Regions from separate parts of the Homo sapiens genome. Here region 2 is linked to region 1. Evidence: chromatin contacts called from ENCODE Hi-C data. All regions are on one chromosome and are shown on one strand. The core of a region is the stretch at or near the end of the contact, and the rest is flanking DNA. Distances in the headings are between cores, read along the strand shown.

Region 1 (5,496 bases), core at 1,870-4,369:
TGTACAGTTTGAAAAACTATTTTTTATCAAGTTTTATAAAAATGCAGAATTTTGTTTTACTTTTCTTTTTAAGCTATGTTGTTAGCACCCAGAACACTTCATTGTTGTTTTTAGGGGAAGGGGCATATGTCACTAATAGAATGTCTCCAAAGCTGGATCGATGTGGGGAAAACACCTTTCCCTTCTAGTTTTGAGAGAGTTCCTCTTGGCTCCCAGGAGGAGGGATTCTCTGACTTTGACACACATGGCCACCTTGGCAGAAAAGCCTTGTGGTATGGAAAATAAATTCATTTTTATGTCCTCTTCTCCCTTTCCATCTTTCAGCATAGATTTAACTCCTTTAAGCCAGACATCTGTTGGGACCTGGCCCTCAATCATTGGTTACCAGTATGTCAGGCACTCTGGACTTTCCAGTGATGCCACTGAGATGGCACCTGTCAAAAGAGCAGTGGTTCTGTTTCTAGATCGTGGATCTTCAGATAAATTCTACCATTTTCATTTCACTTCCTGAAAGTCAGGGTTGGCTTGTGAAAAGTTTAAACCACATGCTAAATGTGAAATGTCAACTCTCACTCTAAACTCTCCCTGTTCAGAGCATCAGATGAAGACTTCATTGAGTTTTATAGTGGCTTTCTGATTTTTGGTAGTCCTTTGAACAAGGGAGTTTGAAGTTTGCTGCATACTCTTAACAATTGTCTGCCCATATCCTGCCTGAAATACCATGAATGTTTATGGAAAGTATCTTTAATAAAGCTGGATGCAGTTTGGCTTGGAAAAAAAAAAAGCAAAACAAGGACCTTAACTACTGACAGCCAGAATAAAAAGAAAAGTGTATTGCATGCACATAACTTAAAAGAGGCTGGGAATAAATATGCTTAGGAAGATGAGACTATTTCTTTTTTAATTCTAAAATTAGGTATTCAACCAAACACTTCTAAAAGGAAAGGCTTTTTAAATATTTTTCTTAGCTACTCACTTTTAGCTGCAATGTGGGCTGTTCTCCAACCTTCTCACAATACAAACACATTTCTGGATTCTGGATTCCCAAATAAATGGGATCCCCTCTGCCTTGCTCAAGAGCCTCTGGATACTTGCATGTGATAACAGCAACAGTGACTGTAAAGATAAGAGGAGAGATGGTATCAGTTTCCTTTTGAAGTCAGAAAGATTATTTGATTTAGCAGGGCAGTATCCTCAAGTGGATCTGGAAGAGAGCTGAAGAGTGTAATCCCAACTAGACCCACCAAATGGCCAACCCCCATATTCATTCATTCATTCATTCATTCATACCATGTGCCAATCACTGCCCTAGTAAATGAGCAAACACAGAGAGCTAAGCAGACAACAGAGTATGCTCTTGAGATTCTCACGCCTCTGCTTGAGCACATGGAGATGGGGAGCTCCTACATCAAGCAGCCCCTCTGATTCTTGGAGAGCTTGGTCCCTTTTGCAAGTTTTTCCCAATGTGATGCTGAAACCTGCCTTTCTGTGGTATTCACCCATTTAGTCATTTTAGGACACCCTGAAGTCATGCAGAACAAGCTACTAGTCTTCCATAAGACAGGGCTTCAGATGACTGACAGCAGCTTTCCTATTCCCTTGGAGGCTCCTCCACCATCTCTGGCTTCTTCATCTTAGTGGAACCCAAAGTTCTCCCTGACTTCTCTTCCCAATTAGGTGTGAAATTCTCCCCACTCCTGGTGGGCCCCATTGTAAAGTCACACTTTTACAAAAGGCTGATGCCAGCTTCCCAGCCACAGCAGTGCAAACAGTGGGGAAGGCACAGGGTGACCACTCACCTGGGGTCACACTGTCACTTCGTGGAACTGCCACAAGGTTCTGACCCTGAAGGGTCCACACTTGCTGATTCAAATCATTAATAGTCCCAGTAATAGGTTTACACACTGATTTTGGGATAGAGAAAAAAATGAAGAAATATTATAATCAAGGCTGCTTTACTAGACCCAGGAGAAAAGTATCTAACCCAGGCCATTTTGTAAGGAAGGTGTGGGGTTTGCATCCCCAAACTGACAGCACTCACATCACCCATCAGCCTAGCCTTTCTTTCTAGTGAAGTTGTGAGCTCTGGTGAGGAAGGCAAGGGCTACCAAGGGAAGTCACTGGTTTAAGAGGGCAAACTATCAAGACAGAGGGCAATGAGCAGTCTCACAGAACCTGTGTGCCAAGGCCCAGCTACCCTCTTTTGTGCCTACTCTGTGCTTGGCCCCGGTGCTGGGGACTGGAGCTGGATCAGTGACTAAGCAATAGCTCCCACCCTCCAGAAGCCCAGGGCCCAGTGGTAGGTGGGCAGCACCAGGTGGGAAGGGCAGTGTACAGAGAGGAGCAGAGAAGGCTGGGGCTTCCACAGGAGATAGCGTGAGTGCAGAGGGCCTAAGCCTCCAGAGCCCCATCCCAACAGCATTTGATTCACTTGATTGATAGACGGCCCTTCCTCCACCATCAGCGTCTCCTGGAGTGCCTCTCATAGTGTGGTTGTCTCAGCACCTGTGAAAGCAGACATAGAACAGATGAACCACAAGAGATGTTTCCAAGACCTTCCAGGACACTAGCTCCACAGGCCCTCATTCTAGACAGGGAGCTGGGAAACCTGGCCTGACACGAAGCTCTGGGCAGAAGTTCTGAGCCACATCTGGGACGAAACTTGAAGGAAGCATCAGCAAAGGGAGAACAGGTAGAATTTTCCTCCACCTGGAGATCCAGATAGTATGGTAGTGTCTCCCCTAGGAGTTCGAAGGCCAGGCATAAAATTTGACCTTAAATAACCCACAGGCACCTGATGCCCTGACTCCTCTTCTCTGAAGCCTCCACCCCTTCATCGGCATTGTTTTTGCCTAGGAGCAGGGGAGGGTCCCATGCCAGGGCCACTCTGCCAGGATCCCAGCAACTCCCCAGTAAGAAGCAGCCACACATAGGACAAAGCACAGAGCCAGCCTGATGTGGCCCTTCCCTTCATTAAGCCCAAAGCACAGATGAGAGGAAAGGCTCCAGAGGGAGGGAGAAGAGGTTTTCCAGCTATTGACTATACCTGGCAAGAAAGGGTCTTTATCTACAGTCCAGGGGACTGAATCGTGGCTCCAGCAGCTTCCAAGGTCAGTGATGGGTTCTAATGGAGCCTGGATCATTTATCTGGATGAGCAGAGAAGGAGGCTCCAGCTTCCTGGGTGGGGCATGAGAAACGTATGACATGAAAGAAAACCAGCTCCTCCTACCAGAAGATCCTGTGAGGCTCGGAGGAAGAAATCACAGAATTAGCACAAGTATCACCTGTCCGGGCTCGCTGAGAAATAAGTGTTGAGCCAATCCGCACAAAATCAACCACAAGGAAATGAGGTTGATGACAGATCCTAGGTTTCTCATAAAGGGGAAACTAAGGGAATTTCCCAGAGTTCAGCTCTCCTGTCATGTCATTCTAGAGCTAGAACTGGAAATGCCAGGCACTCTCATGTCAGGGACTCCATCTCCTGGGACTGGGAGCCTTGCCCTCTGCAGTCAGGCTAAAGGCATCCTGTAAGAGCAAAATTAGCCACACGTCTCAGGCAAGGTCCCTGTGGCATTTCTCAACTACCCCACCTAAGGCCACACCTGAATGGAAAGCCAGGCAGTAGAGCTCCCCTACCTAACACTCTTTCAGCTCCATCCACATGGGGAGCCACAGGGACTATGCAGACTGGTCTTTTAACTGAGGCAATCCTAGTTTCAGGTACCCTCAAAATGCAGTGGACTCCAGAACTGCCTAAGGAAGTAAAGAGGTGGGCAGCGATTTCTCCCAAATCTGAGCCCCAGATGCCAGCTTATCCCCCACCCTCTGCCCTAGGTTCCTGATCAGTGGTAATAGTTATTTTTATATCTTGTTTATACACCCCATCCTATCTGCTGTAGCCAAGCCTAAAAATTTACTGAGGTATAAGTTAACTACTAGAGTGAAGTGAGTTTTAGGAGACAGACTTGAAGCACTAACAGCTTCAGGTTTACCCATCTATAAGGAAGAAAAGCACAAAGAATGAGACAGAACCTTCCAGATAAGCTCATCCATGAGCCCCTCTTCCCAGCCCTGCAAAGAGTCTCCTGACTCAACGTCTCTTACTTTTCACCCTAATCTCCTTTCTGGCCTTGGAAGAACACAGTCCTTTCCTGCCATGGCCCCAATTCTATCACTTTTGGCTTCCAGTGTTTCTGTGACCCTAGGAAAGAGTGTGGTAATGCCAGGTGCACTTTTGTTCAAAGTCAACCTGAGCCAGTGCCACCTCACTTGAGTCTCCATTGCCCTGTTAAAAATCCCCTCCATTACACATCAGTCAACATAACTCCTTTCTTGGGATGTTCACCACAAAACAGCATCTAAAATTCCCATCATTTGACCCCCCAAATCCCTTAAGCCTGAATTTCCAACTGGGATCCCTCTGAAAGCAGAATCCATGCTAGGAATTGCAAACAAAGGGAATTGAATAAAAGGAACTAGATACACGTGTGTTGGAAAGCCAAAGAAGATTAAGGGATTGCTGTGGTATCTCAGATAGTAACAACTACAGGAAGGAAACAAAAGGGAACAAAAGAACCTAGGTCTCAAAGGAGCGCTTTTGTAGGACTTATCCCCAGATATGAGTCGGAGGTGAGGCGTTCTCTGCCAAATTGATGCTCAGACCTCTGAAAAGAGAGTACAGTCTGGTCAATGCTTGGAGCATGAAGGTGGAGGGGAGGGGTCAAGAAGAGGATGCTCAGAGGACTCACAGGACACAGCTCTAACAGCTGAATTTTCTTTGGTTCAAAAGCCTGTGGGTACAGCTAGAACTTCCCACGCCCAGATGAAGGTTGCAAAAACTATAAAAGAGGGTGACATGTGTCCTCTTCAGCCTCCGCCCTCATTCCACTTGGTCCTGACCCTTCAATAGATTCCAAGCACTCAGAGAATCCAGCCCTTCCTAGAATTCCCAGCACTCAGCATCCATCCTGAAGTCCCTAGTTTAACTGTTAGTGTGAATAAGTATCAGAGAAATTGGAGGGAGTAGGAGTGATGATGATAAAAGGGGAGAACTGAATCACTGGGGTTGATCAGTAAAGAGCAGAGATCACATCTACTGAAGAAATGGCCCCGAACGTTTATCTTAAAGTGGAAGGGATGGATGTTATAATTACATGATACCCTGGCTGTACTTGAGAAAACCATCAATATTGATTCTGGTTATAAAAAGTAAAGAACATAGCGTTGCTATATTTTATTTATTACCATTGATTGTTTTATTTATTATCAACGATTTATTATCATGGAGAACAATGACAATGATGCTTATCATTAAGTGTGGCTTGAATTTAATTACCATAAGTACTGACAAGGCCAAATTCCCTAGATATGAAAATGATTTTAAGAAAACACTTAGTCCAGATTCTAATTTCCAAGCTCTATGACACTGTCAATCTACATTCATTTGGTAATAAGCCCTGCTACTAGTTTGTTCACTTAACATGCTCATTACCTTA
Region 2 (5,496 bases), core at 2,181-4,680, 390 kb before region 1:
GGGGCCAATGTAGCACTCGGGGCCATGGTTTTAGAGGGTGCAAGCCTCAAGCCTTGGCAGCTTCCTAGTGGTGTTTAGCCTGTGGGTGCACAGAAATCAAGAACTGAGGTTTGGGAACCTCCTCCTAGATTTCAGAAGATGTATGGAAATGCCTGGATGCCCAGGCAAAAGTTTGCTGCAGGGGTGGGGACCTCATGGGGAACCTCTGCTAGGGCAGTGCAGAAGGGAAATGTGGGGTCAGAGCCCCCACACAGAGTCCCTACTGGGGCACTCCTTAGTGGAGCTGTGAGAAGAGGGCCACCATCCTCCAGACCCCAGTATGGTAGATCCACAGACAGCTTGCACCGTGTGCCTGGAAAAGCTTCAGACACTGCATGCCAGCCCATGAAAGTAGCCAGGAGGAAGGCTGCACCCTGTAAAGCCACAGGGGTGGAGCTGCCCAAGACCATGGGAACCCACCTCTTGCATCAGTATGGCCCAGATGTGAGACATGGAGTCAAAGGAGATCATTCTGGAACTTTAAGATTTGACTGCCCTGCTGGATTTCAGATTTTCATGGGCCCTGTAGCCCCTTTGTTTTGGCCAATTTCTCCCATTTGGAATGGTTGTATTTACCCGATGCCTGTACCCCCATTGTATCTAGGAAGCAATTGACTTGCTTTTGACTTTACAGGCTCATAGGCGGAAGGGACTTGCTTTGTCTCAGATGAGACTTTGGACTGTAGACTTTTGGGTTAATGCTGAAATGAGTTGAGACTTTGGGGGACTGTTGGGAAGGCAATGATTGGTTTTGAAATGTGAGGACATGAAATTTGGGAGGGGCCTGGGGCAGAATGATATGATTTGGCTGTGTCCCCACCCAAATATCAACTTGAACTGTATCTCTCAGAATTCCCGCGTGTTGTGGAAGGGACCCAGTGGGAGGTAATTGAATCACGGGGCCGGTCTTTTTCATAATATTCTCATGATAGTGAATAAGTATCACGAGATCTGATGGGTTTATCAGGGGTTTCTACTTTTGCTTCTTCCTCATTCTGTCTTGCCCACTGACCTGTAAGAAGTGCCTTTCACCCTTTACCATGATTGTGAGACCTTCCCCGGTCACGTGGAACTGTAAGTCCAATTAAACCTCTTTCTTTTGTAAATTGCCCAGTCTTGGGTATGTCTTTATCAGCAGCAAATGGACTAATACATCATCCCTCAACAAACTTGAGGCCACAGCCTTTGCACCTCAAAATCACCAAGCCCAGCCTCCAGTTACCAAAACTGATTAATCAGACAAGGAAGATCATAAGCTCCACACTCTTCCTCCATGTTATGGGACTACCACAGGAAACATTGCCTGGTTCGGGTCATACAAGCATGCCTTTGCCCCAGTTTTGACGTAAGAGCACCGATGATTTTCTTCTGCTGTCCTGACTCTCAGACCTTTTCTTTGGACGGTGGTGCTGACTCCATTCCCCGCTCCCATTGGCCGAATGTGACTCAGGCTGGACCAATCAGAGCCTTGCATTCCCCTGGCCATAGTGGTTGGTTCCAGATCAAGCCACACCTAAATCCACGCCCTAAACTCTTCTGTCACTTGAGCTTGTACATGTCCTCTTTGCTTAAGCAGTTTTGGGTTGGGTTTGCTGTCGCGTGCAACCGTAACAGCATTGAAGATTTATCCACACAGAGCCTGGTGCCTGTGACAGTGTGCCCGTATAAGGCCAGCTGCCAAGAAGACGCGAGCCTAGCATCCAGCCTTGAGTTTCTATGCAACTGTGTTGACTGGAGACTTCTGAGGAGAGAAGAGGCCTCTAGGAGACAGGCTAGGGTGGGAAGCGTTAAGACAGGGTAGGTGCCATCAGGAGCCTCCAAACCTGCCCCAGAGCCACCAGTCTGCCTCTGCGGGCCTCTCTCTGACGCCCTTCCAATCTGTGCCCTTTCTGCAGCTGTCTTCCCTCCATTGTCATAAATACAATCATGCAGCCAAGTGAGTCCAGACTCAGCCAGCTCTTTCTCATCCATACCCAGGGCTCTGCAATCTGCTTTCTTCTCCTTCTCCCTTTGTAGCCCATAATTGTGATGATCTGCCCCACACACCAAAGTCCACTGTCTCAGAACCTCACCCCAGACCCTCTGGGGGCCCTTGCCTTAACAGTCAGCTTCTCACTGACCACCCTCAGCTGAGGCTGAGGTTCCCTGACACATAGCAGTTCTCTGCTCTGGTGGTGCCCTAGAATCACTTGAAAAGATTGGACAAAACACTGAGGCCCGGCTGGGCGCGGTGGCTCACGCCTGTAATCCCAGCACTTTGGGAGGCCGAGGTGGTTGGATTACGAGGTCAGGAGATCGAGATCATCCTGGCTAACACGGTGAAACCCAGTCTCTACTGAAAATACAAAAAATTAGCCGGCTGTGGTGGCGGGAGCCTGTAGTTCCAGCTACTCGGGAGGCTGAGGCAGGAGAATGGCGTGAACCCGGGAGGTGGAGCTTGCAGTGAACTGAGATCACGCCCCTGCACTCCAGCCTGGGCGACAGAGCGAGACTCCGTCTCAAAAACAAAAACAAAAACAAACAAACAAAAAACACTGAGGCCTGGGCCTCATTTGCAGCTCTTCTGATTTAACTGCTCATGAGTAGGGCCCAGGCAACAGGATTTTGTAAAATTCCCCAGATGATTCTAAGGTGCAGTGATACAGTGTGAGTCTCTGCTCACAATTTCTGGGGAAGCTCCAAGCATGGCCCTTTGCACATGCTTGTTGCGTTTAAGGAAAAGTCCACACACAAATGCAAAGAGCTTCACGAGGCACTTCAAACTAGTGTCCCTTTTCTTCAATCCTCTCAGTGGTTTCCATGGCACCTGGAGTGGCCTAGAAGGCAGTGTCTGTGACTTGGCCCCTGTCTGCCTCTCCTTCCACATCTGGAAGCACTCTCCTATTGCAGACCATGAGGCATCCCCCCGGCCTTCATTCTGCTCCCTTATCCTGGTGACTTCCATCGCAAGCCTGACTTCTGTGCATCAGTCAGCCTGGGCTTAAACATCCCAGGCTACCCCAACTGAAACAGGTCTCCTCCCCAGTCACTCCATTGCATCATTTTGCTTCATTGTCATAGTATTTCGCACTATCTGAAATTACTTTGTTTTTTATCTGTATAAATTTTTTATTGCCCATCTTACATCCCCCTCCCCTCCAACACACACACACATATCCAGTAAAGTAAGCCTCAAGAGGACAATTCTGTCTGTTCTTTCATGTCTGTATCCCAGTACCTACTGCCTGGGAGTACACCTGGAGCTCAGCAAACATTCACTGACTAAATGGTTGCATTTTCCCCAGCAGGATGTACAGACGAAAAAAGACCAGAGGATATCAAATCTCACCACAAGGTGGGAGCATGCGTCCAGTCAATCGAGAGATCCTCTGTGCTGCGCACTGAGAGCACTCGGAGAGAAATCGTCAACGTGAGGCGCCTCTGGCTTTCCATCCTTCCATATCTGTCTAATTAACTCACATGCTAAGAAGACCAGCCATCAAGCCAGACAAGGAAGCTGGGACTTCAAATTTCCCCTACCTAGCCTCAACTATTCTCCCTTTATGATGGGCACATTAATATTCTTCCAAAATATCAGCATCATTTTGCAACTGGCTACAAAATACTTTAAAAGGAAAGATTCCACATGTTCCAGAAATAAAGTGCTTGAAATACTTTTGACGATGAGGATAAAACCCGTGTTTTAAGAGGAAGTTAGCTAAGGCTGGAGAGTTGGAACCCTCTGGCTTACTGATATTTATTGATCAATTACTGTATGCCCAAACATGTTGTGTAATAGTTGATCAGTAACTACTAAGTATAAACAAACTTTGACACTCCTTACCACAAATGGGCTTTAATAATAACAAACTAGTGAAGTTGGTTGGGCACAGTGGTTCACGCCTATAATCCCAGCACTCTGGGAGGCCGAGGAGGGTGGGTCACAAGGTGAGGAGTTCAAGACCAGCCTGGCCAGGTCTTTTGTATTTTTTGTAAAATACAAAAAATTAGCCAGGCATGGTGGTGGGCGCCTGTAATCCCAGCTACTCGGGAGGCTGAGACAGAGAATTGCCTGAACCCAGGAGGCAGAGGTTGCAGTGAGCCGAGATCATGCCACTGCGCTCCAGCCTGGGCAACAGAGCAAGACTCCATCTCAAAATAAAAATAAAAGTAAATTGGTAAAGTCCTTTTTTTATATAGATTTTTCCCATGTGTCTGGGAAGACAAAATGAACATTTGAAACATGAAGCAGTAAAGTGCTCAAATTTGGTAGTTTGAACAATTAAAAGTTAGGGTAACTGTAGTATGCTGTTGAAGTATGCTGAATGAAGTATGCTGTTGAAGTATGCTGAATAAAGAAGAGAGCAAGCAACTTGGAGAAAGAAAATCAGAGTCTTCTGCTTGGGGTCTTAGTCACTTTACCTCTGAGTACCTGATTTGGGGGTGAAGCCCCCAGAACCACATATGCTTCATTTTCATAGTATTTAACACTATCTGCTCCATGCAAGTTCATTGAACAAATGAATCCATTTGTAGAGAGGGAATGATAATAATATTAACCTCTGTGGCTAGGAGGTTTAAATGAAATAATGAAGCCAAACAGGTTTTGTAACTCATAAAATGCTACAATATATTGTATATTATGATTAAATGCTAATCATACAGCCCAACAATAGGAGAGCCTGAGGCAGGCACGGAGGAGTCATTGTCCACCAGAGACCTGTGGGAAGGCTTCTTAGAGACGGGAGAGGGGCAAAGCTCTGGAGCATACCTCTCCACCTTTCTCCATCACGAGCAGCCAATCGGCATTTAGCATACCCCACCAGGCAGCAGGAACCCCCTTGCCAGTCTTCATGGAGAACATGGGTTCTCATCTGGGAACAAGTCCATGCTCCAAAGGCCAGAAATGCTTCCCTCTTGGCCAGATTCTTTCCAAATGGCAGAGAGTGACTTTTCAGCAAATTGGATCTAATAATATTCCTGCCAGGAACCCTCCTACCCCCACCTCACACATTAACATCCTAGGAAGAAAGGCTCTGGAGCCATTCAGAATCTTATTATTGCCACTATAATTATTATAGTTATGACTATGACAATCATTATAAGGAAAATCATCCAAATGTAGTAAGGCAAAAAAAAAAAAAAAAAAAAAAAAGAAGGTGACTTCATGGCTATGAACAGAGTTAAAAGGCCAGCAGATAAAGAGAAATGTCAATCTCTCTTCTGCCAGGCCACCTCCAAGTGTGTGGGGAAGCTGGGTGTGTATTGCAGGGGTGCAGGGGAACTGCCCTATGGGAGGAAGAAGTCCTTTCCTTCTCCTTCCTGTCCAATACTTGTCTGTTCTCCTTTCCAAATGTCTCTAGCAGCCCTCATTTCCTCTCCATCCCTTCTTTGACTGCCTGAACTCAGGCCCTCATCACCTCTTGCCTGTATTATTGCAAGACCCCCCTCACCCACCTTCCAGCCTCTGGGTTCACC

What was found. Hi-C counts contacts between places; a loop is a spot of excess contacts on that map. Pooled maps may share reads with other maps.
Region 2: a loop to region 1 is called in a map of naive thymus-derived CD4-positive, alpha-beta T cell, with 2.7 times the contacts of the local background. The contact joins the enhancer-like site here to the promoter of IL36G in region 1. A Hi-C loop is called at or near these places in 3 of 168 maps with a recorded cell type or tissue (CD4-positive, alpha-beta T cell, naive thymus-derived CD4-positive, alpha-beta T cell and posterior vena cava) and 1 of 50 pooled maps.

Annotation. Positions count from the first base shown.
Region 1 is chr2:112,975,629-112,981,124 of GRCh38, reverse strand. It overlaps IL36G (interleukin 36 gamma), which reads right to left and starts at 3,119. Exons shown (of 5, transcript NM_019618.4): 1 at 3,047-3,119; 2 at 2,432-2,505; 3 at 1,800-1,904; 4 at 977-1,116. The coding sequence starts at 2,486. It also overlaps the pseudogene HMGN2P23.
Region 2 is chr2:113,368,595-113,374,090 of GRCh38, reverse strand. The region is part of intron 2 of LINC02966 (long intergenic non-protein coding RNA 2966); the gene reads right to left. LOC107985936 (a long non-coding RNA gene) reads left to right here. Exons shown (of 2, transcript XR_001739651.2): 2 at 3,327-3,699. Among named protein-coding and RNA genes, the nearest start is that of LINC02966, 46 kb to the right of the region's middle. Within about 2 kb of position 3,430, at least 3 of the 41 ENCODE cell types and tissues checked have a DNase peak (open chromatin) inside an H3K27ac peak, as active enhancers do.